Regions from separate parts of the Mus musculus genome. Here region 1 is linked to region 2. Evidence: chromatin loops called from intact Hi-C (ENCODE). Cell type or tissue: left cerebral cortex. All regions are shown on one strand. Links, peaks and the distances in the headings refer to the core of each region. The heading gives the core; the rest is flanking DNA.

What was found. Peaks named below come from ENCODE experiments on the same cell type or tissue, not always from the same donor. Only the 100,000 strongest peaks of a DNase experiment are listed, where the experiment ranks them.
Region 1: it touches region 2 in a loop (2.5-fold over the local background); 6 of 42 quality-filtered maps call a loop at or near these places.

Annotation. Positions count from the first base shown.
Region 1 is chr11:118,994,709-119,003,116 of GRCm38, reverse strand. No RefSeq gene overlaps it. Among named protein-coding and RNA genes, the nearest start is that of Enpp7, 11 kb to the right of the region's middle. In left cerebral cortex, for the core only: CTCF peaks have their summits at 2,029 (motif pointing right) and 4,340 (motif pointing left); DNase peaks (open chromatin) are centred at 3,509 and 4,290; H3K4me3 peaks cover 983 bases; H3K27ac peaks cover 266 bases.
Region 2 is chr11:119,039,775-119,048,128 of GRCm38, reverse strand. It overlaps Cbx8 (chromobox 8), which reads left to right and starts at 7,216. Exons shown (of 5, transcript NM_013926.1): 1 at 7,216-7,347; 2 at 7,738-7,781; 3 at 7,970-8,035; 4 at 8,131-8,197. The coding sequence starts at 7,279. In left cerebral cortex, for the core only: CTCF peaks have their summits at 683, 2,854 and 4,084 (motif pointing left); DNase peaks (open chromatin) are centred at 4,089, 6,612, 7,019, 7,679 and 2 more places; H3K4me3 peaks cover 2,055 bases; H3K27ac peaks cover 1,075 bases.

The DNA of each region.
Region 1 (8,408 bases), core at 184-8,183, 45 kb after region 2:
CGACCACACGTTGGCTCCTTTTCCCTGCACCCAATTAAATGCTTTCTGTGACAGGTTGCCTTGGTCATAGTATTTTATCATAGCAACAGAACAGTAACTGAGACAAGCAGGCACTCACACATACACATACAATTAAAATAAATATATCTTTAAAATAAAGATGCATGGGGCTGGAGAGATGGCTCAGCAGTTAAGAGCACTGACTGCCCTTCCAGAGGTCCTGAGTTCAATTCCTAGCAACCACATGGTGGTTCACAACCACCTGAAATGAGAAACAAATAAAAACCTTTGGGCAGGAGCTCAGGCCCCGCAGCGAGAGGGGGCTGAAGTGAGGGCCCAGAGCGAGTGGGGCCGGAGCAAGAGGGAGAAGGGAAGGGAAAAAAAAATAATAAAGATGCACAAAACCCAGGATGGGTGGAGCAGGAACATCAGGAATTCAGAGTATTCGAAATTATTCTTGGCTACATTGTGAGTTCTTCTTGCCTGGGCTACACTAGGCTCTGTCTTTTTGTTTTGTTTTGTTTTGTTTTGTATTGTTTTGTTTTGTTTTTTGAGTCAGGGTTTCTCTGTATAGCCCTGGCTGTCCTGGAATTCACTCTGTAGACCAGGCTGGCCTCCAACTCAGAAATCCACTTATCTCTGCCTCTCAAGTGCTGTGTTTAAAGGTGTGCGCCACCACTGCTCTGAGAGGCTCTGTCTTAAAAACCCATTCCATCTACTATATCCTAGGAGGAGGAGGAGGGGGGAGGAAGGAGGAGGAAGAGGAAGAAGAGGAGGATGAGGGAGAAGAGGAAGAGAAAGAGTGGAGGAGAGGAGAAGGAGGGGGACACCGATGGTTCAGAGGAGGAAGAGGAGTGGGAAGAAGAGGAGGAGGAGGGAGAAGGAGGAGGAGGAGGGTGGGGATGAGGGAAGAAGAGGAAGATAGATGAGGACAAGGAGGGATGAGGAAAAAGTCTGAGGTAGCATTCTCCATTTGCTTTTTGTTTGTTTGTTTGTTTGTTTGTTTGTTTGTTTTTGTTTTTTGGTCTGTCTGTCTGCAGGTGAGGACCAGACACCAGCCCTGGTGGCATCTTCATTTTGGACTTCTTGTCCTTCAGAATCCTGAGAGATAAATTCTCTTCCCCAGTGACCCAATCTGGGGTGTGTTATACAACTCTCACACTGGCTTCTGTGATTGTGCAATCACAAAGATCTTGCTCTTCCCAAAGGCAAAAAGACATGAAATCATGAAATGTACATTTTAGCCAAGATTGCTCGAGCACACACACACACACACACACACACACACACACACTCTCTCTCTCTCTCTCTCTCTCTCTCTCTCTCTCTCTCTCTCACAGAAAGAGAGAGAGAGAGAGAGTCTGCTGTGGAATGCTGTCCCCATGGCTGTTCCCAACTGAAATCAGTGCAGCTGTTGGCCACATGGGTGAGACCTCTGTGGCTTCCTGGGAGCCAGGACTCTACGATGAGAATTCCATCGCTGATCTTTGCCCTTTTCCTCTCAGGTTCCACCATTGCAGGATTTGAAGGTTGGGTGACAAGGTTTCTGTCGGCTCATCAGGGATAGGCAAGGGTGAATTGGGCCACATGGCTCTCTTGTGCTGTTTCTCTCTCTCTTACCTTCTGTGATCACTCACAGTACTCTTGATGTCCGGTTCTGATTCGTGGCCAGGGCTCTTTATTTCCTGCAGGCTCTTGCCTCCTCTTCCCTCCTCTGGGCAACTTTGAATTGTGTCAGTGGAAGAGTTTGTAATGTCTATCTGTGACTCCCCAGCCTCCAGCTCGGGGGCAAGCACCTTTTATATTTTTAGATTTATTCTTTTTGTTGTTTGTTTTTTTAAGATAGGTTTCTCTGTGTAGCCCTGGCTGTCTGGGAAATTACTCTGCAGACCAGGCTGGCCTCAAACTCAGAGCTCATCCTGCCTCTGCCTCCTGAGTGCTGGGATTATAGACCACATGGGCCTGAGACTTACTCACTTATTTTTATGTGTATGTGTGTGCACTAGATGTGTGCAGTGCCTAGGGAGGCCAGAAGAGGGCGTCAGGTTCCCTGGAGCTGGAGATACAGATGGTTGTGAGCTGCTGTGTGTGGGGGACTTGGGCACCCAGCCTGAGTCCTCTTTAGTATTGAGCCTCTCTCTAGTGTTCCCCATCCCGAACCCTTTCTTTCTTCTCTCCTCTACTTCAGGCCTCTCTCATTTTCCCCATAGCACTTACTTGTGTCTTGTAGACTGCCTCAGTTTATCAGTCCAACCTTACACTCGCTTTGTGTGGGCAGGGCAGGGTGACCTTGAACCGGTCCTCCTGCCTCCCTGTGTTAAGTTCTGTGATGACGAGTGTACTCCAGCCACTGCATCTGACTTCACAGAACTCCATTAATAAAATGATTTTTTTTAAAAAAAAAATTGAAAGTAATTTGCCAATCACCCAAGCGCAAGCCTACAAGGAGAACATGTATGTAATCTAAAATTAAAAAACATTACTTCCTGTGACCTCTAGTGTTCAGTGGCTAAAAAACCCATTTTCTACCTAGTGATTAATGATTTCATTAGCTGGTGGATCATGCAGACGCACATAAAACCTGACATAGGTTTATCATACATAAAATTTAAAAGTTGATCTCAGCTCTTGGGGAGAGGACTGGCTGGGATTTTTAAGGGGTTCTTTTGTCTTGGAGAATCCTGCCTGAGTTCAGCCAGAGCTGTCCAGTGTGTTTGTTTTACGGGGTAAGTTGCGAGGAAGCTACTTCACCACGATTCACATGCAGTTGGGGAGATGTCCAGGTGGACACTTTGAACGTTTTTCCTGGGTCTTGCTTCTTGTTCTTACAACAGAGAAGCCAATGCCAGGGTCGCTTCCTTGGGGCAGTGGGGGTGGGTAGAGAGTCAAGACTGCTGTGACCACACTAATAATCCAGTATCAGGGTGCCAGGCTATAACGCCGAGAATCCAGGTGACAGAGGTGACTCCCATGTTCAAGCACAGCAGGTAGGGCAGTCAAATTGGACAGCAAGGCCTGTGACTACTGCACGTCCACAGACCCAGGTGTGCAACCCTATTCATAAAGGTCTATTTTCTCCACCAGACCCTGGGGATGTTTCCAGAGTGCATTCTGGGACATCAAGATCTTTCAATATGCGCGCGAGTGTGTGGTGACCAGCATGTGTGTCATGCCCAACTTGTAAGATCGTCAGTGCTAGGAGCCAGTATCTCGCGTTTTCGCGGTTTTTTTTTTTTTTTTTTTTTTGCGTGTATTTCCGTGCCTAGTGTGTGCAATGGTGAGCCATGAAGTGCATGCGGGATTCCTGCACTGCATCCGCTTCCAAACCTTGCTCCAGCTCTGAGCTCAGCTCGCCTCGAACGCAGTGGTCCAGCCCCAGGCGCCAGAACAGGCCGCGGGTTACCTTGGCAACAGATGCTCCTCCAACCCGGCGCCACCGAGAGCTGCTGCGGCCAAGCGTGGGGAAGGGAGCTGCACATCCAGACCGGCAATGTGGGGGAGGGGAGCCACATCCCCGGAACCGGGGTAAACGGGGTGCTCTAGACACGATCCCTGGGGGTCATTTGCAAGCTCCGGTGCTAATAGCTAACGTTGTTCGTTGGGGGAGCAGCTGGCTTGTGCTTGTGTGTGGAGGCACCTGATGTCCCTCTTGCTGGTCGTGCACCCGTCCATTAGCCATAGCTCGAGGTTATCACAAGCTGGGCGGTCCGGCTTAGGAACCTGCAGATCCTCCTAATGGGTCCCCGCCAGAATAAGAAACGGAGGTCGATGGGGCGATTCGAAGCCACTGGCTTACTGGTTTGTGGAAGGACTCAATTCTATCACAGCATCACCTCTAGGGAGGGCTGGCCAGGTCCCACTGGGATCGAACTCAGAGGATGTCTGTCTTTATCTGGTTCGAAGTGTGGAAGTTGGGTGAGACTAATTTCCACCCACCATCCATTTATTCTAGATTGTGGGGTCCTGGCTGGCAGAATGCGAAGTACCTGGACACGTAGATCCCTAGGCCTACCCACACTTGGATTCAGCGCGTGCCTGTAGGCGTGCAGTGTGCGCCCCGCGTTCGCGTTCGCTGTGCGTGTGCTCAAATCTGAGACCAACTGATGCTGAGTGTGGGAAAGCAGGGGATTTCCCTGAGGGGAATGATGTCTGGGCTTCAGCATCCCGCTTCTTTTCTCTAAACCGCCCCGTTCTCTTGGAGGCACCCTGCCGATATCCCCGAGGCTGAGTCTGAGCAATCAGAGCTGCAGTAGCTGAGGTGGCTCTCGCCCACTGCAGAAGCTGCCTGGGAAAGGCTTTTCTGTCGTTGAGGAGCCCAGGAGCGCCACCTCCTGGCGACAGCCGGCATCATAGAACCAACTCTGAAGGGGCGGGGCCTCTTGACAAAGGGGGCTTTCTGTGTCCCCACACGGACCACCCAAGTGGGTCCCAGGATGTTTCATATGCTGCTTCCGGTTGACAGGCCACTGAAAGGGTGGCATGCCGTTACCTCTGCCTAGCCACGTCCCTGTGGGTACGGGATGAGGGACATGGCTTTGTTTCCCTGGAGTTTGTGCAGAGTCTGAGCTGGGTCAGTGACACTCAGAAATTTGTGCAGAGAGACTCCCCATGCAGTTTTTGGGGACATGCTGAGGCAGCCAGGATAGCTCATGGTAACGGAGCATCTCCATGGGAGCTTGGGGACCCGTTCAGATGCTGGCCCTGGGGAAGCTAAGTGCCTTCCTGCAGAGCTTTCTGCACTGGCTTCCCAGATGACAGATGAGGAGGCAGGAGCCTGCCTGCTCTGTGATCTAGTCAAAATAGTATTTTAAATTCGCCCATTTTTTTCTACTTAGTTATTTATTGCCAACCCTGGCAATAACTAATTAATAATTAAAACAAACGTTTTAAATCCCAGCAATTGGAGGCAGAGGCAGGTGGATGTCTGTGAGTTCCAGGACAGCCAAGGCTACATAATGAAACCTTGCCTCAAGATGAATTGCGTATGTGTATGCCCCTGCCCTTGCTTGTATGTGCATGTGCATACGGAAGCCAGAGGTTAACATCAAATGTCTTCTACCTTAGTTTTACTCTTTGACCCAAGGACTCATTGTACAGCCCTGGGTGTCCTGGAACTCACTATGTAGGCCAGGTTGGCCCTGAACTCACAGAGATCTTTCTGCCTCTGACCCCCATTTGCTGAGATTAATGACATGTTCCACCACTCCTGGCAACCTTCCACTTTTATTTTTAAGTTACATTTTACTGTGTGTGTGTGTGTGTGTGTGTGTGTGTGTGTGTGTTCTGGTTGCCACAGTGCACATGTGGAGGTCAGAAGGTTCCTTTCAAGGAGTGGATTCCCCTTCCACTATGTGGGGTCTGGGACTTAAACTCAGTTCATGGGCTTGGTGGCAAGCATTGTTCTTCAGTGAGCCATCTTCCCGAATCCTCCACCTTGTTTTTTCTGAGACAGGGTCAGTGTTTGGGTTATAGATTCAACTCACCATAGGTTTTTTTTTTTTTTTTTTTTTTTGGTGCTGGAGATCCGATCTCAGGCTTGGGAAGCAGGCACCCCCCTCCCCCCAGCCTTCTCCCTGCCTCCCTTACATTTATTTTAAAAGGCAACAGTAATATGTGTAAGTAGATTGTCAAAGGTGATCCTAACCAGGAATGTCACTCAGATGAAACAGTTGCAATGTCACTTGGATGAAACAGTTGCATCACCATCCGGGTGTGGCTATGTGGCATCCAGCCAGGTGCACCGGTGACCCCTGCCCTGTCAGGAAGTACCAGTCAGAAACTTTCTGCTTCCGAACAAGTATGCTTGAAGGAGATTTGGAGGTGGGGGCTTTCTCAGTGTTTTGGCATCTGTCATCCTGTCTAGTAGAAAACATATTTGTGAACTCCAGCTCTGAAGCACCAAGGCCACCACAAGGCTTGCTTGCTTGCTTGTTTGTTTGAGGCAGGCTCTTGCTATGCAGACCAGGTCAGTTTCAAACATACCATCCTCCTGCTTCAGCCTCCTGAGAGTTAAGAATTACAGGCATGGGCTGCCTTCCTGGGTCACAATCCCTGATTTTACAGATGACAGAGTTAAGGCCCAGGGGAAACTTGACCAGGACCAAGAAGCCAGTGACTGTTGGCAAGGAGCTGGCTGTTTTTTGGGTGATTCCATATATATATCAGCCCTGTTCTGCACAGGGGAAGCTCAGCTCTGTAGGAAGAAACCCTCAGCTCACCCATCATCTGGAGTAAGAAATGGGGGTGACCCCTCTATCTGATCTCCATCCAGGTGGGGCAGATTTCCAGAGAGACTGAAGTGAAGCCTGTGACAGGGCTGGAGCCAGCCATAGAGACAGGGCTAGTGTGTGTGTGTGTGTGTGTGTGTGTGTGTGTGTGTGTGTGTGTGTGTGTGTGTGCTCGAGCGATAGAGTGCTGGCAATGGAGGTGGGTGAGGGTTAATCTTCTCTAGCAATCTATTGATATAGGGTCAGGAGCCTAAGTGATTCTCTGGCTGGTCCAGTTCCGAGCATCAGGGCAAGGAGTTTTGTCGATCCGGTCGGGCCAGGTCTCAGGTGCAAAAGTTAAAGCCATGAGCAGAAGCAGAAGATCAGAGAAGGGGACAGACCTCCCCGGCAGTCTGCCATCTGAGGAGTCATCATGGGAGATGGGGCTGGCCATCACAGCCCCTCAGGAGCAGGGTGGTGAGGATCCCCTGTCTACACTGCGTTGAGCAGTCTTAGGTACTGCAAGTGTAGGATGCTGCCTTTCTCTGGGTCATGGTCAATATTCATTAAACAGAGAATCAGCACCAGACAGGAAGCCAGGCCCAGGGGGGCTCATCCACTGGAGGCCAGGTTCTCAATATGGGGAATGAATAGGCCTCCCTCTGCAGGCCCTGGCCACCCAGCCCTGCACCGGAGCCAGTCACCCTGACTGTGTTTGCGCTTCCCACCTTGTACGGTTTTGCTGAGCGCTGTGGTCCACTGACAACACTAGCTCCCTGTCAGCTTACAAAGAGCCTCCTCATTCATTTTCCTTTTAGGGCAAAGCCCACCTTCGAGCCAGGACCGGCCGGCCAGCCAAAGGGGCCTACCCCCAGAAAATAGGAACCACTTCTGCTGTGTTTGGCCACTGTCTTAAGGACTTAGCTATTTATGACACACTCCTCTGGGTCCTTCTCCCCAGAGTGGCTCCTGTAACTGTTTCGAAGTATGGGTGTCTGTAATGAGACTTGTGCCTTTTATCCCAAAAGGCAGACGTCAGAAACCCAAGGCTACAGATGCTCTGAATAGTAAGTCTCACAGAAGACAGAGCATCCACTGCCCAGTACCCTGCCCTGTCCAGCCTCAGCCCTACGGGGCTCTAGATGTCCCCATGTGGCCACAGGGGACAGCACTGTTTCCAAGGAGGGCTTGGTGGGAGGGAGAGGATTGAGGACCGGCTGACAGCTGGTTTAGAGTGGCAAAGCTGGGCAGCTGGTCTCATTGCCAGCTCTATAACGGCCACTAGTGAGCTGACATCATGAGGCAGAGAGGGTGTTGGTGAGGGCTTTGGTAAGCAGGGGCGGGGGTAGGGGGGAGCTATGCTTGTCTAGTCCAGAGTTCAACAGCTTGCTTGCAGCCAAGAGACAGCTTCTAAAAACTTCTTGGAAAAACAGGCCTCTTGATTTGGCTGGGAGGTAGGAGGGGACGGGAGGGGGCAGGGAGGGGACAGGTCTGGAGAAGAAGATGAAGCAGAGATGAGGTCAGAGGAGAGCCAACTGGGAGGGTCTCAAAGAGCCGGCCTCTGTGGGGTGGTGCCTCTCAGCTGGATCCTGGAGGACACAGGCAAATGCATGCATGCTGTTTTGGGGGATGGTTACAGAGGCTCTAGACTAGGTGCGTCCAACCTGTGGCCGTGTGAGCAGCAGGCACCTCGGGATAGCGATGAATTCTGCTCAACCCAGAATCAGAAACATAAAACATGAGATTTACTTGTGATTTTTTTTTTTTGTAACTTAATTACATGGTTCTCTAGTGTGAGCCTGTGAGGGTGAGTGTGAAGGGGCCCTTCCCAGGCCTGCCTCTGGAGTGCGAAGACCTCAGGACAGAGAGGAGCCGCAGCCTCCTGTTCTTCGTGAGTCAGACCATCCAGAGGCAGTGAGGGCTGTGTGTGCAAGGGGGCATTCCTTTCCCAGTGGCAAGTGCGTGGGTATTTGAAGAAGACACTGTGGGCAGGGATCACAGCACTTAGCTCTGAGCGGAGTCTGCGCTCTGCTGCCCAGTGCTTCCATGAAGTGGCCTCAAGAAGGGATTGGTGCTATAATTCAGGACCCGTGCTTCTTTGTTTTTATCTACAGAGTTGTTTTGCTGACACCGCATGGCCATCTCCTAAGGGAAAAAGTCCCTTGAGTGTAAATTGCCTAATCGATCTTGCTCCAGCCTTCT
Region 2 (8,354 bases), core at 355-8,354:
ATCTTGTGGGTCTTTCTCGGAGGAACGAATCACTGGGAGCGGTCGGGAAAGGTGCGGACGAAGCCATCGCTGGCCCCACGAGTCCTGGCAGCCCCGGAACTTGCTTCTGGGCATGTTCCAAGCAGTAGAGCGCAGACCTCGACGCCCGCCAGTGCCCCCTTCTTTTAGGACAATGCTTGGGGCCGACCAAGGGAAACCCTGTTCCCAGGTGCAGGCAAGGACGCTAACTAGAGTTTCGGATGCTGAGGTTTTGTGAAGCCCTCTGGGGGATCATTGGATTTTTTTTTTTTTCCTGTGGACTCCGGCACTGCTGTCTCGGGGGTTGCCGCCAGCAGTGTACACCCGGAGTTGCTGCTCCATGCGTCCTCGGGAAAACCGAACCTGTGCTTCTCCGAGTGACGTGTTCCAGCACCTCGGGGTTTTCTAAAACAGGAAACCGGACTAGGGCTGTCTGCGCAAACCACTTCTGGAGGCAGTGACACTTGCCTGGAATTAACTGGATGGAGGTCTCCGACGTCTGGGAAGCGGGGCGTGTGTGTGTGTGTGTGTGTGTGTGTGTGTGTGTGTGTGTGTGTCTGTGTGTCTGTGTGTGGTGGTGGTGGTGGTGGTGGTGGAGCCCAGGGGGCGGGGGTAAGAGAAGTCACTTCAATTCCTTCCGCTTGGGGGCGGGATAGGAAGAGAGAAAACCTGAAGCTGCAGACCGCCGCATCCATCTCTGAAGCTTCTGGGACTACACACAGCTCGTGTGGGGACTGAGAGTGGATGGGGGTGGTATTTGAACTGCACCGTCCAGCGTAGTTAGCGACCGAAGTGTCACCCTGGCCGAACTCCAGCTTTAGTAGGTTCTGAGGGCTAGGAGTCTTGACTGAGCTCAAGCTCTGACGGCGCCCGCCACCCCTTTCCAGGCTTCCAACTCTGTTTTTCCCATGGGATGGTAGTGCTTTCCTACCTTCCGAAGGGGCACAGTCACCGGGCATAAAGGGCGCGCACTGGTCGTGACGCATACCAGGACTTTGCAACTTTACATTTGGGGTGCCTAGAGCAATAGGCTGCGGCCAAAGGGTTGTGCAGTCCCGGACAGCCTAAGAGACCTTATCTTATCGCAGGCAGAGAAAGCGGCTTCGAATACATCCCTGATCTTAGATGGGACTCCTAAGCACTATATTTCTACTAGGCCACCCATTTATCACGAACTGTTTTGTCACCTCGCCTCACTGCCCCACCCCCTCCTCGCTTCACGGTTCTGCCCTGGACTTGGCCCTGCAGTGCCGCGTCTAAGCGTCCTTCCTAGCACGTGGGTGGTGGTGCAGCCATTTCACTCTCGGGCTCACAGCCCAGCCGCCTCCCCTTCTAGGCCAAGAGAGCCTCCGACGTCCCAGGGACGGCTTTCGCAACCACACCAGCCAGCCAGGCTGCTTTCCCGGGAAAAGGCTGGGGAAGAGGGGAGAGGGTCCGCCCCACGTCGCGCATGCGTGCTGGTTTAGCCGCTGTGCGCGTGCTCCAGCCACCAGGCACTGGGCGCGCGCTGGGCAGGCACTCGAGGAGAGAAGTTTCTCTGGGCTAGCCACCAGCCCGGGCGAATCTAAACCACGTCCAAGAGGTGCGCAGACAGATTTCCAGGAAAGGTGGGTGCCCCTCATTAGCATCTAGCTGCTACACTGGCCTTAGAAAAGCAGTAACAGCCACAGTTGTAACATAAACATTTCTCATTGTATTTCCCTGCTCTCTTCAGTGTAATCCTGCCTTTACATTGCTTGTAACCCGTCCCGTGGACTCTGTTCAGCAAGCATGCTAATATTCCTTTTAAAACCTTAGTGAAAACCATGATGTATTGGCGCAGGCCTTTAATCTCAGCACTTGGGAGACAGAAGCAGGAGGATCTCTATGAGTTCGAGGACAGCCTAGTACATACATACAATGAGGACTATAAAAGGAGACCTCATCTCAAGAAACAAAACTTTAGTGAGAGTCTATAAACAGTGACACACACCTGTAATCCCTGTATTTGGGAAGCTGAGGCAGGAGGACCACAATTTTGATTACAGACTGAACAGTAGCAGAGCCCTGTCTCCAGAGGTAACTAACTGTTAGAAGTTCAAACAGATCAAATAACTTGCCCATACAGGCATACAGCTAGCGAGTGGGCTAGTCTCGGAGCCCACAATAGTTGTAACTATGAAGATTTCCACCCACATCCAGCTTCCAACTCCAAATGGCTTCCTAGAACCTTTCAACTTTCTTGCTGAGGGCTCTGTGAAGGGGTTTGTGCTACCAGCCTAGGACCCAACCCCAAGTCCTTTCTTACCCTCAATTCTTCCTTATAAGACCAAAGGAAAACTGAAATGTACCCAGAGTTTTTAAGCCCCTGCTGTGAAAGGCCTGGGAACCCTGACTTGGGAGTTCTCAGGCAGAGCCTTTGCTGTCTGCTTTGCTTGTCCCCAGTTTTACCTACAGCTAGGGACTGGATAGTTGACCTTGCCTGGCTGTCCAGAGCAACTGTTGTACAGATGAGCTTAATCCGGTGCTTTCTTCCATGGAAGTGTGTGTGTGTGTGTGTGTGTGTGTGTGTGCGTGTGTGTGTGTGTGTGTGTGTGTGTGTGTGTGTGTGTGCACTCGTGTGCTAAGAGGAGATATCAAATGCTATGTGGCTTCTGGTGTGTGGAGGTCCCGGTCTACAGGTGGTCAGCCCTTCTTGTCTGTTACTGCCCATTCTTTGTCCCTAGGAAGGAGTGAGAGGAGGCCGTAGAACGGAAAAGCTGGGAATGTTCTGAGAACAACTAGATACTACAGTCAGCCTGCACAGGCCAGACCTTCGGACTTCTGTCCAGAGTATTGCGTCGCCGCTACCACTTTCCAGCGGCAGGCGGCAATCCACTCAGCGGACTTTCAGTCCTGCTGTGGAGTCGCGAGGCAGGAGTGGATGGTGCAGGCAGATCCAGCTCCAAGACGGCAGGAGATTAGCCACGGGCCACAGGCCCTGCAGAGGCCATGGTACACATGGCCACGCCTCAGAACCGCTCACTTAACAGCTCCAAATCAGCCCGCGTGCGTGGCCAAGATTGGGCAGGTCCGACGCCCGCCAAGCCGCGCAGTTGAAACGTACCCAAAGAACTAGCCGAGGCCTGGCCTCAGCCTCAAGCTGGAGGACGCGCTGGGGCTTGCTGGTCTGGCCGGATATCCAGGATCCAAGCACCCAGCTAGGCGCGCTCATCTTCCCTGGACTGCGCCAGTCTCAGGCTCCTCCTCTCCCAAGAGGTTGAGTCCATGGGCAGCGGACCTATCCAGGCCTAAGTGGCCTCAGACTCAGGCATGCCGTGAAAGTCGGGCTCCCGGACAGTCTAGGCACCTTCGGCTGTCTGGGGCAGAAGGAGGGCAGGCAGGCGCCCTGCTCTAAGTAAGAGCTCTTGTCAGATAAGAGCAGTGGGGAGCCCCATGCCCTGGTCACCTAAACCGGCCAGGAATCGGCCCGGGGTGTGGGGAAAGGTGGGGGGTTGCGGTAGCAGGTGTCCCCCAGGCAAGAGGGTGCCTGCATTTCCGTAAACAAAGAAACCGGGTAGTTTGTGTGTGGGGGGGGGGGCGGGGGGTGTTAGGAGAATCGCAGACAATCTCCTTCATAAAAATGTGATCTAAGAGCATTTGATTTCCACTTTCACTCCCCCCACCCACCCGTGTACCCCTCCCCGCCCCTACACACTCACTGTCTCCAAAGACACTCAAATTGCAGCCATATGGGCTAAAGTAATAGGAAGCAGTTACCTTATTTACTGCAGAGGCGGCGCAAGCAAACCTGGCAGCGTGGCTGCTAGAAGTGGGATGAACAAACAGCCTGGGGTCTTGTTCTTGGAAACTTTTGTTTTGTTTAGTTTTGGGAGGTGCACAAGGGAACAGCCGATTATATAACTTCAAAGTGGGGGAGGTCTTGTGTGGAAGAGGTGTGGAGAACTGAGCTGGTGGGCAGGGGAGGTTTCAAAAATAAAGGTGGGCTGTGGGCAAGCCTCCTTTCATTGGTTTCAAGGACTGAGAGCTGAACAGCCCAAATCCGCTCCAGACTTGGTTGGAATGAGGGCAGTTGCTAGTGCCCCCTCCTGGAACACACAGGCATCTTCCCATTCTGACCTAACCGGACCCCAGCTCTGGGCCTGTGGGACTGCAAACCCATTCCTCAGATGTCCACTCCCCTCTCAATGTGTCTAACCTGTCCAGGGGAGAGACCACTGGGAGGTCTGAGTTAACACCTCTGCAACACTGTTCTAGTTTCTGTAAGCTTGGTAGCACTTTGGGTATGTGCAAAGGTAACATCCCACCTCCTCCCAGCCGATCTACTGAAGGACTAAACTCTTCTGAGACAGGAACCAAGTTCTGGACCTCTGAACGTTCTGAATCTCCTGAATCCAGCTTCAACTTTGCAATGGGCTCCACGGGAACTCCCGGCCTTTGAAACTCAGAGAGCCCCCAAGCACTGATCTTGTCTTGAGCTAGCTATTAGAGAAGAATTACCATCAGGCACAAAGGCAGGAAAATACAGCTAGAAAGCAGAGACTACCACTAACTAACGGTTCCTTCAGAAGTACTAAGCGCGGGGACTGCCTCTCTTTACGTAAAACTTCTCCAGTTAATTGGGCAAAGAAGTAAAATTTAGGAACTGAACAGAAGAAGAGAAAAGGAAGGAAGGAAAGAAGGAAGGGAGGAAGGAAGGAAGGAAGGAAGGGAGGAAGGAAGGAAGGGAGGAAAGAAAGGACGATGGTGGGGCAGGAGTGGAAGAGAGCTGGATTTTTTCGGTGAAATTGAAACCAGCAGTTGATGACCCTCGTCCAAAACCCCCTGGTCCATGAAGACACACAACTTAGGGACAGAGTTCTCCTCAAAACCCAAGCTGAAGGGAAACCACCATCTTTTACTTGATCGGCAAACTTCCCAGGGATAAGAAAGAGAGGAAGAGCTGATGCCCACCACCACCACCACCAGCAGCCACTCCACGCAGTTCCCTGCCACTGGCTTCAAGGTGGCCCTGAAGCCGGCTTGCAGAGCCGCGGCCCCCGCTAAGCTCCGGGTGGCCCGACAGCCAACGCCCGCGGCGGGCAACAGATTCCAAGCGCGGGCAGGCGGAGCAACTAGAGCGACCCGGGCGGAGGGCTAGGGTGGGCTTTCTCTGGGCGGGGAAACCAGACACTTATAGGCGGCTGAGACCGACTTTATTTTTACTGCCCAAACTGTTGGAAAGTATTTAAGCTTAAACAGAAACAGCTGTATCGCTGGCACCGGCCGACGAAACTATTTGTTACCAGGAATGACTTTTTATGATTAAGGACCCAGCCGTCGGCGGTCTCTTGAAGGCGGCGGGCGAAGGTCGCCGGGGCGATGTGGGCATCCTGGATCCGCTGTTCGTTGAGAACCGAGAGGACTCCTCACCTGGAGCACACCTTACTATGTCTAGGAGTGAAGCCAAAAACTGGAACCTGCGACTGTTGATGCAAGAGGAGGCCTGGGGAGTACCGGCGCAGCGGGCCCAACTCGGAGCTAGCCCCAAGGCCAGCACTGGCGCGTGCAGTGTGTAGCGCCTTGGACCCGAGGCCAGCTTTGCGCTCTGGGCTTCCTGCCTTTCGAAACAGACTCCTTAGCTCGCTGTTTTCCGGGCTTCGTCGTTTTTTCTTTTTCTCTCTCCCCTTTTCCCAGCCTCTTCTTGGCCAAGGGAAACTTTTTTCAGCCAAGTTGATATCGCGATTTAAATAAATTGTGTGTTCCGAGGTCGGGCTCTGTGATCTGGAGCTTGGGTAGTAAAAGGGCAATGTGGGGATAGCTGCTGTTGAACCCCCCCCCCCCCCGCGCCTCAACAGGGGTTACCACGAGGGGAGGAAAGAGAGCCTAGGAGCAAAAGGTCATTGAGTGTACTCAGGTGTGTAAAAGGGACTGAGGCATCTCTGCGCGACCCTCGTCCCCTACCTGGGACTTGCCATCTTCGCGTCGGGGGTGGGGGTGGGGGTGTCTCTTCCAGGCCGCACTAGATACCGCCACACCCCTCAAAGTCCATACTGATGTTTGTCGGGAATCCCCCGCTTACGCTTACGTCGTCTAGAAGAGCCCGAGACAGAAAGTGCACTAGCTCTGCACCCAGGTCTGGAGCAGAGCCGCGGCGCCTCCAGAGCTAGCCAGGCTCTAGGCTCTGCCTCGATGGTCATAGGCTCCTTAAACCCACCCAGGCCGGGACAGATGTGGTCAGGGTTGACTTCTCTCAGGACTGAGGAGTGGATTGGACGGAAACTGCAGGCTGGGTCAGGAATAGAGGCTGGGGCAGGGCAGCTGAGACTTGGGGACAATGAGGGTGGGAAGAGGAGGCTCGCGACCCCTCCTGCAGGGTCTCGCTTCAGGATGGATTCAGGCGGTAAACACTGGCTTGTGCCAGTCTGCTTTGGGCTTCTGAGCCCGGAGAAGCGCCCACGCCAGCTCGCAGGACCCGGAGGGTGGACGCGGGCAGCGCTATGCGACTGGAGACCAAGAGCAGGCTCATTGATTTGTTAGCTGGATGGGACTGGTGAAGAAGGGAGGAGGGGGCGTTGCCATGGAGACCCAGGGTGCGCGGCCGCAAGGGAGGGGTCAGGGAATTAGTAGGTTCGGCGCAAGCGACGTAGGTCCGGGGGTTCGGGCGCGGCTCGATGCGCCCCAGCACCTGTGCATTGTGCATCAACGGCGGCTGGCGACCAGGATGGCGCCAGCTAGGGCATGGGCAGGTGGGGAGGGCCTGGGTCTGCAGAGGGGCAGCGCCTGGCTGGCACCTACGCAGGGAGCCCTAATAGCTCGGCGGGGCAAGCCACGCACCCGGGGAAACGCTGGGCAATCAGGCAGGGGGGCCAGGGGCGGGAGCCTAGGGCAGCGGCCCCCCTGTCCAGCCGTGCAGACTGACAGCAGCCGGGCCCGCCCCGCTTGGCGTCACTTCCGCTGACGGCTCGCTCCCCCTCCCTCTGGGTCTCTGGAGTGGACAGAGACCCCGCCTCCTGGCTATTGGAACGCGGGTCACGTAGCAACGCAGGGGAGACGGGGAGAGGGGCGTGGCCGGGCGCTAGTCCAATCAGCGCCCGCAGAACGGGCCCAGGACGCTTGGCTTTAGCAACGTCGTTAGCAACACGTGGGGCGGGAGGAAGCGCTGGGAGGGGGTGGAGGGAGGGAGAGTGCGCGGGGGAGGGAGGAGAACTGACGTCAGCGGGAGAGTATTATGGGCTGTCGAGGGCTGGCTGCTGCTTTTCTGCTCCTGGAAGCGGCTGAGGGGGGAAGCGGCGAGTCAACATGGAGCTCTCGGCGGTGGGGGAGCGGGTGTTCGCGGCCGAAGCCCTCCTGAAGCGGCGCATTCGCAAAGTAGGTGAAGGGGAAGGCGGGCGGCGACGCGAACTCTCCCTCACCAGGGCCCAGGCTCCCTCCCCTTGCTGCAGCCCAGCCTCCCTTCCCCCAGGTCCCAGCAGCGGCCGCGGCCGTGGCGGCGGCGGCGGCGGCTCAGCCCCAGCGCTCTCCTTAGACTTGCAGCCCTGCACAGATTGCATGGATGGGGGGTGGGGTGGGGGATGAATGCCGGTGCATGCACTTTGTGCAGCGTTTCTGCAGGGGTGCTGCAGTGGACTGGTTCCTTTGGCGGTAGTGTTTGGAGCATTCATTTGGTGCATGCATTTTCGTGTGTATTTCTTGTGTCCTCGTCATGCATTTCTCCCCACGCACACACATACACAAGCATTTTCCCTTTTGCATCTGCAGGGACGCATGGAATATCTCGTGAAATGGAAGGGCTGGTCGCAGAAGTAAGTAGGTTATATGCAATCGCTACCCCACACTGATATCGAGGAGGGTTCTTTCTTCCTCTTTTCCCCTTCACATTGAAATACAACACAAGGCAGCCGGAAAAGTTGCACACACATACACGCCCTCCACTCTGTCCTCTCTCTCCTGCTCCAGGGACTGATGCTCCATTCTTCCTGGTTTCCTTTAGGTACAGCACGTGGGAGCCCGAAGAAAATATTCTGGATGCTCGCCTCCTTGCAGCCTTTGAGGAAAGGTACAGACCCTTAGCCTAGCCACTCACTAGAACCCATACACGCTGACTTCGGTGCAGCCAGGACACACCCCCTTCTCTCTCTTTTCTTTCTTTAGGGAACGGGAGATGGAGCTCTATGGCCCCAAAAAGCGAGGACCCAAGCCTAAAACCTTCCTTCTCAAGGTATGTTGCGATCTCCAGAGGTGGAGTGTGCCGTTCAGGGAGGATCTGCAGGGCTTGTAAATCAATGGGTGCCCTTGCCTTGTGTGTATTTGTAATCTGGACTTCTGTCAGAGGCCCCATCACGGAGTTCTAGAGGCAGGACTTAGCTGCACCAGAA